Regions from separate parts of the Homo sapiens genome. Here region 1 is linked to region 2. Evidence: chromatin loops called from intact Hi-C (ENCODE). Cell type or tissue: HCT116. All regions are shown on one strand. Each heading gives the region's core, and the rest is flanking DNA. Links, peaks and the distances in the headings are about the cores only.

Region 1 (7,643 bases), core at 1,443-6,442, 120 kb after region 2:
AGCACCGGCCGCACTGGGGCATCATCCCGGCCCACCCGGGACGATGGGCCGTGGGAGGGCTCAGGGCGGTGTGGTGGCCACACTGCGAAGAATGGATTTTTAAAACACTTCATAGCCCCGAATTTGTTTCAGCTCCCTCTTCGTGGACACAACTTCAGGGCTCCCTTGTCACTGGCTTGCGGGGGTGGTCTCCCCACTTGCAGAGTCTGGTCTCCACAGGACACCGTCCTTCCCTTCCCTTCCAAGGGGCAGGCCCCACGCACCCTCGCCCAAAAAATAAAGGAGCTTTGTGTTGAAAACGCCAAGGCAGCCGTCCAGGGAGCTGGAGGCCAAGTGCGTTAAGAAAGACCCTTTTTCTCTATAAAAATAGTTTCGCTTTATAAAAGGGGGGATGCTCCTCTCACATGGGGGAAGGACGCGTGAAAAACGCTCTAAGTGGAGTTCCACGGGCCGGGGCCGGGTGGACACCGTGGTGTGGGGGACCCTCCCCTCAGGCCTACAGGGCTGGGGAGGAGAGGAGGTGCGGGGAGGAACAGACTCCTCGTTGTTGGCCGGGGCAGGGGAACAGCGGGGGCTGGGGAGAGGTGAGGCCGGCCCTTCTGGGGCACGTGGGCTGGCGGGGAGCGAACCACGGCCAGGCCTGCACGCAGGCGCTCAGTTGAGCAAGGTTCCGTAGAGCTGGGCCTTGGTGAGGCTGTCCTTGCGGCTCAGCCCCGAGCCACCAGTCCGCGGAAAGGCCTGCTGGGGGCTGAGGCGGGCGGCAGGATGCATTTCCGGGGAGGCCTCCATGGAGCTCGGCTCCAAGGAGTCCCTGGAACCCTGCTCGGGCTCAGGGCTGCTGGCGGTCCCACACAGCTGCACCCCGAGCCTGTCCCCGTCCCCCCCCTCGCTGGGTGCATAGCCGGGCAGTGGGTCAGCCGAGCGGCCGGGACTGAGGCTCAGGTCGCCGCCCGCCCGCAGGAAGCAGGGCTCTGCCAGGTGGCCCTGGGAGAGGTCGTCCCCCTCGGAGAAGCTGTCGGCCTTGTAGCTGGCGTAGAGCGGGCTGGCGCGGCCGTCGGCCTTCTTGCCCGGGCTGCCCCCGGCCCCGCCGTAGTAGCGTTCAGAGAAGCTGCAGGGTGAGGCGCGGCCGGCAGCGCTCACGGGGTAGGAGTAGGCGCCGATGTCCTCCACGCTCAGGGGACGCCACTGGCCCCTCATGTCCTCCCCGGGGAGCCGGGCGGTCCCCGGCTTGGCCCGCAGGCTCCACAGGTTTGGGGGCATCAGGGCCTGCTGGGGACCCGGAGAGGCCGGGAAGCGGAAGGTCTCGGCCGGGTACGGTGACATGGTCCGCCCGAAGCCTGGGGCCACTTCGGCCTCCAGCGGGGCCGCCACCGCGGCCGTGGCCTTGGCAAAGCGAGGGCTGCCCTCGTAGGTGGTGGCGGGTGGCTTGCGGTCGAAGAGCTCGTCGCGGCTGTTCAGGTAGATGGCCTGCTGCGACGCGGTCAGCGTGCTGGCCTGCGCGTGCTCCTTCTCCTCCGACGTGGCGCTGAAGCTGGAGTAGGAGCTGGACGTGGGCAGTGAGCCTGCGTAGCTGGGGAAGGCCTCATGCTGGAAGCCCGCCGGGAAGGCCGCCGCCTCGGCCTCCTCCTCCTCCTCGGCCGCGCTGTCAGTGGAGTTCTGGGCCCGCAGGAAGCCCACGTCGGTCACGGGCGCGTCCACGCTAGGCCGCCGGTCTCGCCGCCGCTCCTCCGGGCAGTAGAGGGCTGTGTCACTGCAGTAGATGTCTCCCTTGTAGGGGGGCCGCGGGCCTGGTTTCTCCACCCCGTCGCAGAAGGCCAGGTCGCGGGCGGAGGCATCGGACAGGCGGGAGGACAGGCTGGCGGGGTCCGGCTTCTCCAGCACCTTGGCAATGACGCAGGTGGGGACGCTGTCGGCGTAGGCCGGGTGGCAGAGCGGGGATGGCAGGCTGCAGCCGTGCTTCTCCATGTGCAGGCTCACGCGCTCCTGGAAATCCGAGGGCAGCTGGAACGGGTGCGAGGAGGGGGACGGCGGGTACAGGGTCACTGTTAGCATGGCAGCCCAGCCCTGGCCCTGAAGCTGAGGACTGATGTTAGCCATGACCGACAGGCAGACAGACGAACGGGGGCCTCCCGGCTTCTCAAATCACACCAGGGGGAGCCTGGATCCAGGACGCTGTACTGAACAAGCTCCCAGGGGTGTGGGTGCTGTGACTGCCTGGGGATCCTGGGTCACCTCTCCCCACCCCACTCTGATTGGGCCCAGGAGAGCCCAGAAGCTGCAGTCGCCTGGAGAAGCCGGAACCCAGGTCTGATTCAGGCCCCACTCAAGGCTCCACCCCCCGCCACCCCCACCCCACCCATTTTGTGCCCAGCGAGGGGTTGACTTGCTCTCCCAGGCCCGTGGGTTCTGTGGGTTCTACTGGGGGCATGACCCACTCCCCAGCCCCCCAGTCATGCTGCTGGAGCGCTCCTGAAGAAGACAGACTCAGATGCAACAAAGATTGAGGGCCAGGGCTGAGAGCGCCTGGTGCCATGTGGGGGTGTCCCGCTACTGTTTGATCTATTTTGTGAGTGTCTCAGGCATGGCCCAGGACCAGGGGAAAGGAACGCACAGGCCTGGCTGGGAGATTGCATGTGAGGGGAGGGTCGGGGGACGGGGTGCGCAGGGTGCGGCGACCATAGGCGGGCAGGGGTGGGCCTCTGGCCCATCTGCCCTTGGCATCAGACAGGCCTGGTTCTGGGTCCTGGCTCTGCTACCTGCCTGCCACGTGGCCTCAGCCACGCCCTCTTTCCTGAATGTTTTCTTTCTGAAATAGGCACTGCCGGTCATCGTGCCCAGCCACAGGCTCCTGCGAAGCTCCACAAAGGTCACTCTGCCGTGTCAGCGCTCAGTGGAAGCAAGGACCTGGAGCAGCCCCCCAAAGGAAACCGAGGGCAACCAGCAGCCGGGGTGGGCCAAAGGGACTCTGGTGAGGGCCAGGGGCTGCCCGGCTGCGTGAGGTGGGGTGCCTTTGGCGGCCCCTCCAATGTCATGACCCCACAGGAGCGAGGGGGACAGAGGAGGCTCAGGCTCAGCTGGCATCTTCCTCCTCAAAGATGGGAAATGGCTTTGGGGTAGCACTGGCACAAAAGGAGCCCGGTGGTCCCGGGGCGGGGTGGGCCTGGCTGCGGGGCCACGTTACCTCAGACACCTTGTGGACCCTGCCGTAGGTCTGGCTGCACTGCAGCAGCTGGGCCGCTAGATTGCAGTCCTTCCTATAGAGCTCCTAAAAGACAAGAGAAGGCGTTTGGCGCCATTCACCCCAGCCAAGGCCCCGCCGCCCTGACCAGCGCCAAGTGGCCAGCGGGGGCAGTGGTGTGCACAGGGCCTGCTGTGCGCTCAGCAGGACAAGGACCCACTGCTGGCTCCGGCCCTCTCTGGCCTCCACACTCTTGCCTGCAAAATGAGAGCCTCTTTCTGACCTGGGGCTGCCGGAGCATGGAGGGCCCTGCCGCTGCCCTAGCTGGTGCCCTTGAGCACTGCCAAGATGGGAACCTCCCACAAGGTGGGGGGCAGTGGTAGAAGAAGGAGCCCCAATGGCCCTGAGCTCCCCCAGGCTCGTAGAGCAGGCCTGGTCTCCCTGTCCCTGTCCCTCAGGCTCTCGGCGTCCTTCCAAAGATGACGGGGTGGGAGTGCCAGGCAGGAATGGGAGGCAGGATGAACCCCCAGCACCTTCCACCCCGCACTTCAGACTTGCTGCTCACAACCCTCTTCCCAGAGTGTGGTTTGGAAACAGTGTGGCTGCAGGGCTGGGCAGGGACTGGGCAGGTGTGTGACCTCAGGCCCAGGCGGGCGCTGGCTCAGCCTCCTGAGCTGAAAACAGATGCAAACAGTAGGACTCAAGGGGTGTGGCTTCGCCACTGAAAATCTCTGTTGCATGTGCCTGTGTTTGGGGCTTGCATTCCCGCCCCTCCGGGGTCCCCACTGCGAGGGCTCTGACAGCTAGCCCTGGGGTGGCCCGGAGGCCCAGTGACCCACCTGAGCTGCCCCATGGCTGCTCCTGGCAAGGGCTGGCCACAGTCCCAACCCAGCCAGCACCAGGCATCCTGCTGTCCAGGCAAGGCTGTCTCTGACACAGGCACCTTTCTGTCCCCCCACCACGGCCCTGGAGCCTCCCTCACTGAAGGCTGGTGCCCCCAACTTGGCCTACACGGTGGAGGGCGTCGGAGTCGCCAAACCCCTCTCAGTGCCTCCCTGGGCCTCCTAGGAACAGAACAGCACGGCTGCCTGAGAGCTGAGAACTGACCCCTTGTATGACCCCAGTCGACCGGCTGCCCCTGGCACCAGAGGGCTGCAGGCACTGCCCAGCCAGCCCAGGTCTGCCACTGAGCCCCACCAGCCACAGCCAGGAGTGGCTGCCACTGGGAAGCCGGTGCCATGCCCATAGCCCCTGGGGCACCTGGCTGAGTACCCAAGCCCCTGGGCTGTCCATGTCTGAGGTGGCCAGCTCTGGGACAGCTGGGAGCCTTTCCTGAGCAGCCGCAGCTGCTGGCTCGGGGAGGAAATGCTCACGGGACACTCTGGCAGAGCGAACAGGTGGAGGCAAGCACTCTGGCCACCCAGGGCCCGGGGCTGCTGGAGTCGGAGTCCCGAGGTTGAGTTCTGGCTCCGTCTGCGAGACACCACCTGGGTCACCTGGGAAACCACTCAAGCTGGCCATGCCTTAGTTTCCTCATGTGCACCAACCCTGCAGAGAGGGCCCCAGGACTAGTGTCCACTTAGGTAAGGGGCCTGGCCTTGTCACGTTAAGAAGCACCTCCTGTCCCGAGCCCATGTCCTCCTGTCCTCCTGTTAGAGCCACACTCCTTAGAAGGGTGGCCTGTGTCTGGAACCACCGCTCCACTCCACCACCGACCTCCAGTTCCCCAAATCCCAATGCCTCTCCTTGGCCCTCTGACCTGGTCTCTCAGCAGCTGGCAAGCCAGCCGGCCAGGGCATTGACTGCAGCCCCCTTCTCAAGTGGTTGTTGGGCCACCATACTCGCCTGGTGTCCCCCAGCCTACTGGCCACTCCCTCCCAGGCATCCTTGCTGGTCCCTACTCCGTCCTGGGGCCTCCCTGCTTCTCATCTGCATGCTGCCTGGGCAGTCTCCGCCGGCATGCCGGCCTTCACGCTCAACTCCAGACCCGGGCCTCCTGCTGCCCTGGTGACATCTCCGCTCCAAGGGGTCCTGTGCATCTCCCACCCAGCTCCTGTCCCTCCCCAGCTGTCCCCAGCCAGGAAATGGCAGGCAACTCCTTTTGTTTGGGCTCTGAATCCTGTAGCTGGGTTGGACTCAGCTCTTCTTCTAACAACCCACATCCTAAATCTTGGTTAGTCCTGTTGATTCTATTTTCAAAACACAACCAGAATCCCAGCCCTCTGCCCAGTTCCACCGTCATCTGAGCCACCATCATCTTTTGGACTATGGTCCTGGCCTCCTCCTGATCTTCCTGCTCCTGTCCTCGTCCCTACAGCCTGTTTCCAGCATGGCAGCCACGTGAGCCCTGGGAAGCTGCACGTGCAATCACGTTGCTCCTCTGTTTTCAGAACCCTCCATGGCTCCCCACTGCACTCAGAATAAAGCCCAGGTTTCTGGGAGGAGCCTCTACAACATTGCCTCCTATGGTCTTTCTGACCTCAGACCCTGGCTCCCCCTCCCGCTGGGCGCTCCTTGGCCCCTTTGGGATCCTCCGAGTTAACCAGGTACAGCTGCACACCACGGTTGCTTCTGCCTGGAAGCAATGCTTCTCCCACGGATGTCTGCATGGCTGGCTCCTTCACTCCCTCAGGTCCTGGCACAGCAGCCCCTTCCAGAAGCACCCTCTTGAAATCTGCAGGCCCTGCAGCTGGCGACTCCCTGGTACCGTTCTTCGCTTTCTGTTTCTCTATAGCATTTCACACTTCTAACATACCCCAGAGTTTGCCCCACTCAGATGTGAACTCCACGTGGCCAGAGGTGTTTTTTTTTTTGTTTTTTTTTTTGCCTGTGTTGTTCACACCATCATCTTGGAGCCTAGTAGGGTCTGGCAAGGTAGAAGCTAATTCGTGAATGCAGAGGCAGCTGTCCAGGGTCTGTGGAGGGCAACTGGGCCCATCTCACAGGGTCCCTGAAATTAGGCCCCATGGGCAGCCACACGGCTGTGATGCAACACTGGGACTGGCCAAGGGCAGGAGTCCTGAGTGGCCATGACCCCACCTTGGGATCAGGAAGCCTTGCCTTGAATGGGATAATATGGCCCCGCATCCCCTAGCTCAAGTCCTTACAGCAGAGGGTCTGTTTAAGGACACCCTTGGCGTCCTCAATGAGACAGCACCATCTTTCCCCAACTGCAGCAGGTCCTTCTCAAAGCCCTGACCAGCCTGTCCATCCACCTGTACCCTGCACCAGCCCCTTGAGGCTGGGGCCAAAGCAGCTGAGCTCAGGACCCTTCAGAGTCAGAATGTGACTCCCAGTGCATCCTGGGAAGCCCTCGCCTAGGCCCACCGGCAGTCTTCCATGGGCCAAGTGTGTGCGGCACTCACGTTGTCCTCTGACAGCTTGTCGATGGTCACCTTGGCTTCTAGCAGATGGCTGTTGAGGGCAACAATCTCGTGGCTCAGCGCACGCTTCTCCTCCTCATAGTGCTGGCCCTGGGGGTGGGACAGTGGGAGGAGGAGGCCCGTGGTTGGCTCCTGGTGAGCCAACCCAGTCGCTCGATTGCACCCCCTGGTTTGTCCCTTGTAGCCATGAGTGACAAGACACTTAGAGGGCCAAGGGTGTGGGGTTTATGAGCACAGACAGACCCTGGTTCAATTCCTGGGTCCAACACTGCCAAGCCACACAGCCTTGGGGACGTCACTGCCTCTGAGCCTCAGTTTCTCATGTGCAACACAGAGGTGACAGCGTCCTGCCTCAGGAGCTGGGAGTGGGGACGGAGGACAGATGACTTGTGCCTGGCATAGAGCCCAGCCCACCTCACTGGACAGATTGGGAAACTGAGGCTCAGGAAAGGGCCGGTGTCCAGGCACCCAGGCAGAGCCAGGCCCAGCCCCCAGGCCTGCCACCCCCCGTCTCTGATAGCACCACAAAGGTGGGCAGGTTGTTGCTTTCAAAACCAAAATGAGCTGGTCACCAAAGTAGAAAGAAAGGAAACCTCTTCATCCTAGTGAGGGAGTGGCACCAGAAACCCACACCCTGCCCCTCTTCGACATGTCCCAGCAGTGTGTTCACAGAGAAAATGGCGACCCCACTGAGGTCACCTGCAGGTGGTGTGAGGGTCCCCACAGAGGGGTCCCCATGAGAGGCGGAGCTGGGGCTCAAACCTGCCTCTGGCTCACCCAGGGCCTGAATTCGGGCCTCCCTATCCTCCTGGGCCCAGGTCCTTGGACTGGCAGGCTGAGCTGGGGGGCCCGTTCCCAGTGTATGTCCTCCGTCCACAGCCCCTCTTACACACCCCCAGGCTGGAGTGCTCGCACCCGCCACTCAGGCAGCACAGGGCAGCCCTGGACCCAAGTACTTCCTTAGCCTGAGAGCACACACCCTGCTCCACATGTTCCATGGAGAAAGGGGTGGGACCAGCAAGACCTGTGTCCCAGCTCCTGAGTGGCCCAGGGGTGTCAGCTGGGTGGCTCCCCCCGGGAAG
Region 2 (7,643 bases), core at 1,283-6,282:
GTATCCTTTATCAGCCCATCTGTTAGTTCCACCCCCAACCTCAGCCCCAGGCAGCCACAGATCTGCTTCTCTCATTGTAGGTTGGTACAAAAGTAATTGCGGTTTTTGCCATTACTTTTTTTTTTTTTTTTGAGACGGAGTCTCGCTCTGTCGCCCAGGCTGGAGTGCAGTGCCACGATCTCGGCTCACTGCGACCTCCGCCTCCCGGGTTCACGCCATTCTCCTGCCTCAGCCTCCCGAGTAGCTGGGACTACAGGCGCCCACCACCACGCCCGGCTAATTTTTTGTATTTTTAGTAGAGATGGGGTTTCACCGTGTTAGCCAGGATGGTCTCGATCTCCTGACCTCGTGATCCACCCACCTCGGCCTCCCAAAGTGTTGGGATTACAGGCGTGAGCCACCGCGCCCGGCCTTGCCATTACTTTGAATGGCAAAAACCGCAATTACTTTTGCACCAACCCAATAGTTTTTCCTGTTCTAGAATGAAATATGTAAATGGAATCATGCAGGGCGTAGCCTTTAGTGTCTGACTTCTTTCACTTAACAGAATGTTTTTGAGATTCATCCACGTTCAGCCATTTATCCCTTTTTATTGCTGAGTAGTATTCCATTGCATGAAAATACCAGAATTTGTTTATCCATTCTTCTGTTGATGGACACATTTGATTTGTTTCTAGTGAGCCGTTAGAGGTAGTTCATTTTTTTTTTTTTTTGAGATAGAGTCTCACTCTGTCACTCAGGCTTGAGTGCAGTGGTGCAATCTTGGCTCACTGCAATCTCTGCCTCCTGGGTTCAAGTGATTCTTCTGCCTCCGCCTCCCTAGTAGCTGGGACTACAGGCGTGCACCACCACGCCTGGCTAATATTTTTGTATTTTTAGTAGAGACGAGGTCTCACTATGTTGGCCAGGCTCGTCTTGAACTCCTGACCTCGTGATCCGCCTGCCTTGGCCTCCCAAAGTGCTAGTGCTAGGATTACAGGCATGAGCCACCGCGCCCAGCCTAGAGGTAGTTCTTTTTTTTTTTTTTTTTTTGAGACAGTCTTGCTCTGTCACCCAGGCTGGAGTGCAGTGGTGCAATCTCGGCTCACTGCAGCCTCCGCCTCCCAGGCTCAAGCAATTCTCCTGTCTCAGCCTCCCGAGTAGCTGGGATTATAGACGTATGCCACCATGCCCGGCTAATTTTTGTATTTTTAGTAGAGATAGGGTTTCCCCATGTTGGCCAGGCTGGTCTCGAACTCCTGACCTCAGGTAATCTGCCCGCCTTGGCCTCCCAAAGTGCTGGAATTACAGGCATGAGCCACCGCACCCGGCCGCCTAGAGGTAGTTCTTAAATGAATGTTGGTGTGGACTGGACATGTTTTCATCTCTCTTAGGTACATATTTGGGAGTGGAACTGCAGGCTCATATGGTAATTGTGTATTCAGCTTTGTAAGAAACCACCTGCTTTGAGCAACGAGGTGACACCATCTTATTTACATCTTTAAAAGTTCCCTTTATTGAGGCTGAGGCAGGAGAATCGCGTGAACCCGGGAGGCGGAGCTTGCAGTGAGCCGAGATCGCGCCACTGCACTCCAGCCTGGGTGACAGAGCAAGACTCCATCTCAAAAAAAAAAAAAAGAAGAAAAAAAGGTCCCTTTATTTCTAGATGGAGAATAGGTCACGAGGGGCTGGGGTGAGAGCAGGGGGAGCAGCAAGGGGGCAGAGGCAGCTGTCAGGTGAGCAAGGCCAGTGCTTGCTGAGGATGATGGGGACAGTGAAGGGGCTAGCTCTCACGGATGGTTGGGGACAGGATGACTGAAGCTTGGTGATGAACTGGATGATGTTGGGAGTCAAAGATGATTTCAGGTTTTGGCTTAAGCTACTAAGGATGAGATGGTGCTACTCATGGAAAAGAGAAGACCCAGGAAGCTTTGAGCATGTTAACTTAATTTCTCTGAGGCTCACTTCTATTCTGTCCAGCAAGACAGGCAAAGAAATATTAGTTTTATTTCTAAACTAACCAGAGAAGGGGAGGAAATGGCTCAGATGGGCAATAGGCAGTCTAAAGTCATATGTGTATGGGAGGTACGTAGGCATGCTGGTCGTATGTGCACAGTACCTGCACAATTCTCCATGGGTCTGTCATATTTCTGCACAGTCTTCTGAGCAAGCCACGAACAGCTGATTTGCTCTGGCCTGTCTTTTCAAGGATGTTTGAATAGCAAGCAGCCTTGGAGAGTAGAGACAGCATCTCTATCTGGAACAGATTTATTTTTATTCCAGGATAACAAAGACAATGTCTCCCTTAGGAGCAGAGGTTGGGCAGGTTTACCAGCAGCTGCTTATATAAGATTGGGGCATCCTAATGTCAGGACTCCTCTCTGTAATGCATCCCACTGTGTGTACAGGTAACACCTTGCCTTCATGGGATCGCTATGGGAACTGGGGCTTAGGGAACTGGTGCAGCAGTGTTACCCTGGCTACTACTACTGCTGTGAGTAATAAACTGTTTTCAGTCTCTGACCCAGGGATCTCATGCCTTCTGCTAGTATGTATGAAGCTGTGGCAGGCTAACTTGGTAGTTTGCTAGCAGAGTACTGTCTCAAAGCCCACACAGTTCATGACAGTGCCTCTGGTTGCCAAGCACGATTGGCACAGCTGGTGTCCTCCCTGCTCTGCCGCTGTCCTTCTTTTCTTCTGCATCTCTGTCAGTGCACTGCCACCTGAATCTTTACTGAGCACCTAGTAGGTGTCAGGTCCAGGGGCAGCAGATAGAGTGGGAAGCCAGATATGGTTCTAGCCCTCACAGAGCACGTGTCATTCAGCCTCTGCTGTCCAATCAGCCACTGAGTTGTGACTTCTCTACTTAGAGGTAGTTCTTTATCAAATTCATCTCATTCCTCGCTGCCGTTTGGTTTCTCCCTGTGAAGGGTATTCATTTTCATGGTTGTTTTAAGAGTAAGAGGCAGTACAAGGGAAGTGCCTGGTATAGTTCCTGGTAATCGTAGATGCCCAAATTGTGACTACTGCTGTTGTAATTTCTATTATTACGTATTCTCAACTCTGATTGTCATTCCTTGATGTAAAAACTTTGCTGTTTGCCCTCATACTACAATACAGGTTGCAGCCCAAACAGTACGGGATGCAAACCAACCCATGTCACCGGCCCATTCACCCTGCCCCGATTTCTGTTCCTATCACAAACTGCCTGCTGTGTGCCTTGAATTCTTTCCAGCTCTTTCCCAAACATGACACACCCTTTTAGGCCTTTTCCCTTTCCTTCCTTCTTTTCAGGCAAAGTCTTCCTTATCCCCCTGGACTTGGCTCAAGGGTCCCCTTCTCTCTGTACCCATTCCTTGAGGTTGCCTTTCTCCCTTGTCTCCAGACTGCATAAATGGCAGTGTGGCCTGTGTTGCTGTAGCACCATGTGCACCTGGGCTGTGCCCCGGCAGTGTTCTGTCTTTGGGCTCACTGGGGAGGGAGCACTGGACCATCGTCCCCAGATGCCCAGGGAGAAGCTTGGTGCTCGTTACTGACTGTAGGGTACTTTTCTGTAGCAGGCACTTGGGGCTCACTTATGGGACCCAGTAACTTCACAGTCATGAGGTACTTGATTTGAACTGAGGAGAAAATGTGTCAATACCTTTCCCAGGGAGAGTCACCCTCACAAACCTTGGTCTGGAAGGCCCATCTTAGCCCAGGGGTGAGATCTTGCGTGGATGATTCAGAAGTCACAGTATTCCTGAAAACTAGTGACTCAACAGAATTATATGGCTTTGGGAGAAAGAGTCCCTCCAGGGGCAATCCAACTACCACAGGCCAGGGGCCAAGCTTTGGTGAGCCGAGCCTGGGCCCTGCCCCTCCCTTCTCTATGGGCCTAGGGTTGCTGTGCTGTGTGTGGCATGGCCAGAGTCCTCCGCTCATCTCCTCACCATCTGTTACTTGTGCGTGTCTCCTGTGCCAGGCCTGGTGCTGACACTAGCTCAGGGAGAGAGGCAGCCGTACCTGGAGGAGCTGCTTAGTAGGACACTTGGCACATGCCACATGCTTTGCAGACTTCTCAGTCTCCCAGCCACTCAGGGATTTGTGGGACTGAGTATCTCAGATCCAAGGTGGTCAGGCGAGGGTGCAGGGAGATGGAGCCATGTGTGGGGCCAGGCTCTTTCCCATGACCTAGGTGCCCCTTCCAACCCCCACCATCCTGTTAAGACCCTGAGCAGCCAGGCTGGTTGCTCCAGCCACTCTTCCCTGGTGGCTCCCCTTTCCAGTTCTGAGGCTACTGCGAGTCACCTTCCTCCTCCAGGGAGGGAGAGAGCTGCCTGAGCATTACCTCTGCTTGCGGATGGGGGTGCTAGAGACCGAGCCTTTTCCTTGTTGTCTCTGCCAGTGAGGCTCTGGAGAGTGAGTCAGGAATACAGCTGCACAAATCGCCCTTACTTTGATACTGTGTGATTGGTCTGCAAGACAGACACAGGGCTGACATCGCATTTTCTGCCTGACTTCTTCCTGGCTGCAGTGACCCTGAGCTGTTCCTAGCCTTCCATCGTTTCTGTTGTGGACAGGCGTGTCATGCTGCCCCTGTTCCTCCTGCCCTGGCCTGGCTACTTAGGCTCTTGTGCATGTGCTCATAGGTTCTCATGAAGGTTGTTCTTAGTTTGCTTATGTCTTTTTTTTTTTTTTGAGACGGAGGCTCGCTCTGTCGCCCAGGCTGGAGTGCAGTGGCACCATCTCAGCTCACTGTAACCTCTGCCTCCTGGGTTCAAGCAATTCTCTTGCTTCAGCCTCCTGAGTAGCTGGGATTACAGGCACCAACCACCACGCCTGGCTAATTTTTGTACTTTTAGTAGAGATGTGGTTTCACCATGTTGATCAGACTGGTTTCGAACTCCTGACCTCGTGATCCACACCCCCCACTCAGCCTCCCAAAGTGCTGGGATAACAGGCATGAGCCACTGTGCCCTGCCTTCTTACGTCTTATATCCACACTGCCTGTGATTTTGTACATGATACACACAATGTCACCTAGCACTGGCCTTTCTGACTTTCATGCAACTATTGAAAGTGAAAAATTTGGCCGGGCACCGTGGCTCATGCCTGTAATCCCAGCACTTTGGGAGGCCGAGGTGGGCGGATCACGAGGTCAAGAGATGGAGACCATCCTGGCCAACACGGTGAAACCCCTTCTCTACTAAAAATACAAAAATTAGCTGGGCGTGGTGGTGCACACCTGTACAAGTCCCAGCTACTTTTGGGAGGCTGAGGCAGGAGAATTGCTTGAACCCGGGAGGTAGAGGTTGCAGTGAGCCAAGATTGTGCCACTGCACTCTAGCCTGGCGACTGAGCGAGACTCCGTCTCAAAAAAAAAAAAAAGGTGAAAAATTTGCACAACAGCACAGTAGTGCAGCCTGCCAGTCTCAGCCACAACGGTCAGGGTCTATGCTAAGGTGAGTTTATGGGACATCCCTGGGAGTTTGGGGTGGCGGTGGCGGGGGGGGGTCCTACTCACGCCACACCTACTCCGGGAGGGACCTGGCATTGGACTCAGGTTGCCAGGCAGGGGTGTGGAGTGGTCCCTACACCCACAATTCCTGTGACTCCCATTGTCTCACCTGAGACCCTGGCCTTGAAATGATGGGCTCTAAGTAAGTTCTATTTCTAGGCCGGGCGTGGTGGCTCACGCCTGTAATCCTAGCACTTTGGGAGTCCAAGGTGGGCGATCACCTGATGTCAGGAGTTTGAGACCAGTCTGGCGAACATGGGGAAACCCCATCTCTACTAAAAATACAAAAAAAATTAGCTAGGTGTGGTGGTGCACACCTGTAATCACAGCTACTTGGGAGGCTGAGGCAGGACAATTGCTTGAACTCTGGAGGCGGAGATTGCAGTGAGCCGAGATCACGCCACTGCACTCCAGCCTGGGCGACAGAACAAGACTCCATCACAAAAAAAAAAAAAAAAAAAATTTATTTCCCGTCTCCACAGGGGTCTCTCTGCGGCTTCCTGGGGCCTCGCTCCTTCCGCCTACCTCTTTCTTCCTTCTCCTGCTGTCTACCCTGTGATGTGATAGCTTTCTCGGGGAGTGTTCAGATGAACAGTGTTTAGAATTGTTGAATGCTCTGTTGGAAAACAGAAAAGGCTATTTCATGAGCAGATGATGACCTTATTAACTATAATTAGGCAATTCACAGAGGCTTCCAATATAGTCCAGCATCTTTTCTTGTTGAGATGGGGGGAAAATTCTATGGTAATGTCTTTGGAGATGTAATAGTCTTTATCACATTACTAGTTTAAATTATTCTAGAAGTTTTGGCAGCCTGGTGTTTTCATTTAGAAAGCCGAGGTATAGTTTTACAGTTAGCCACATTAATATAATAATTATAATTTTGAGCAAGTAATTTCAGACACTGACATCAAGAGTTGTTTTTATAGCAGAGAAAGATCACAGGTAGGAAGGTGGAACCTCGCGTCTAATCTATCTAATCTGTCACAAATAGGATGATGTTGTGAACACAGGCAGTTCATGCCCCTGGCCCATGCTTTATATTATGGGACAGAGATGCAAATGCTTAGAAACTCCCCCTGTATTAAATCCCCAGAGAACACGCACATTTGAAATTAATGGGAAATTGTCTTTTCTAAAGAATTTGGTATGCAGGGGCACATGATGTGGAATTTCCCCTGGGTTCTTTGTATCAGGTTGCCCCATTGCCTTGGGCTTGTGTGAGAGTGGACCTGGGAGTGAACGGGTGCTCGCAGGGCCCACCTGGTGGTCAGTCTGTAACTGTGGCTATGAGCAGCCTCCCACCCTGTAGGCCCCTCACAAGGCCTAGTTGCCTGGATCTCCAGGGGCATCTGGAAGCCTGGAAGCTACTGTCTCCTGGGCAAGGAGGCCTTCACTGCCTCCACAGCCCCCATCTGCACATGGGCCGCAGGCCCTGGCAACCCCTTCCCCCACTTCCCTCCACTGGCTTGGACCTCCAGGCCCACAGCAAGTAACTTTTGGTTTGTGTTTTACCTTTCACTTGTAAGCACATTTTTTTTTTATCGTTCTATAGGGATTTTTCATATATCATTTTGGATCCTGTTTTTAAAGCTCAGTATCCCTGTTTTTACAGCCTTCAGGATAGTCATCTTCTATCATGTGGTTGTACCACAATTTGCTAGTTGTATCCCTGTTGCTGAACATTGAGCTTTTTATTCCAGCAGGTTTTTTATTGTTGTTTTATAGGCAGTGCTGCAGTGATCATCTTTATGTACATAATATTTAGCTTCTGTGCAGTTAGTTTCTTAGACTCTATTGCTAGGGTTGGAATTGCTAGCCAAGACTAAGAATAACTTTTTAAAAATATATTAAAATCTTCTTATAGTAATAATATTTGAAGAACAGAAAAAGGTAGAAAAAGGAAAATAAAGATGCCCAGCTGTCCCATGATGTGGTGTTCACCACTGTATTAGCTAGGAGTGTATGAGGCTGCAGATAACAGGAAACCCAACTCGAGTGGCTTCAACAGGTGGAGAGAGACTCGTTTGTCTCAGGGAACAGGAGACTTGAGAGAGAGTCCAGGGCTGGACCCAGGTGAAGCCATGCTGTGAGCGACCCTGGCTGTTTGCATCTTTCTGTCCCACTGTCCTGGATGTTGCTGGCCTTTGTCTATGCTATGCTT

The links. Peaks named below come from ENCODE experiments on the same cell type or tissue, not always from the same donor. Only the 100,000 strongest peaks of a DNase experiment are listed, where the experiment ranks them.
Region 1: a loop joins it to region 2, with 2.3 times the contacts of the local background. A loop is called at or near these places in 4 of 110 quality-filtered maps.

What each region holds. Positions count from the first base shown.
Region 1 is chr14:100,537,315-100,544,957 of GRCh38, forward strand. It overlaps BEGAIN (brain enriched guanylate kinase associated), which reads right to left. Exons shown (of 7, transcript NM_001385089.1): 5 at 6,544-6,651; 6 at 3,182-3,265; 7 at 1-2,001. The coding sequence ends at 655. LOC124903382 (a long non-coding RNA gene) reads left to right here and starts at 658. Exons shown (of 2, transcript XR_007064334.1): 1 at 658-1,897; 2 at 2,816-5,629. In HCT116, for the core only: CTCF peaks have their summits at 3,328 and 3,527; no DNase peak of the experiment used is centred there.
Region 2 is chr14:100,413,301-100,420,943 of GRCh38, forward strand. All of the region lies in intron 2 of WDR25 (WD repeat domain 25), which reads left to right. Among named protein-coding and RNA genes, the nearest start is that of WDR25, 41 kb to the left of the region's middle. RefSeq lists enhancers at 6,330-6,831, 6,832-7,331. In HCT116, for the core only: a CTCF peak has its summit at 4,324; a DNase peak (open chromatin) is centred at 4,371; H3K27ac peaks cover 1,609 bases.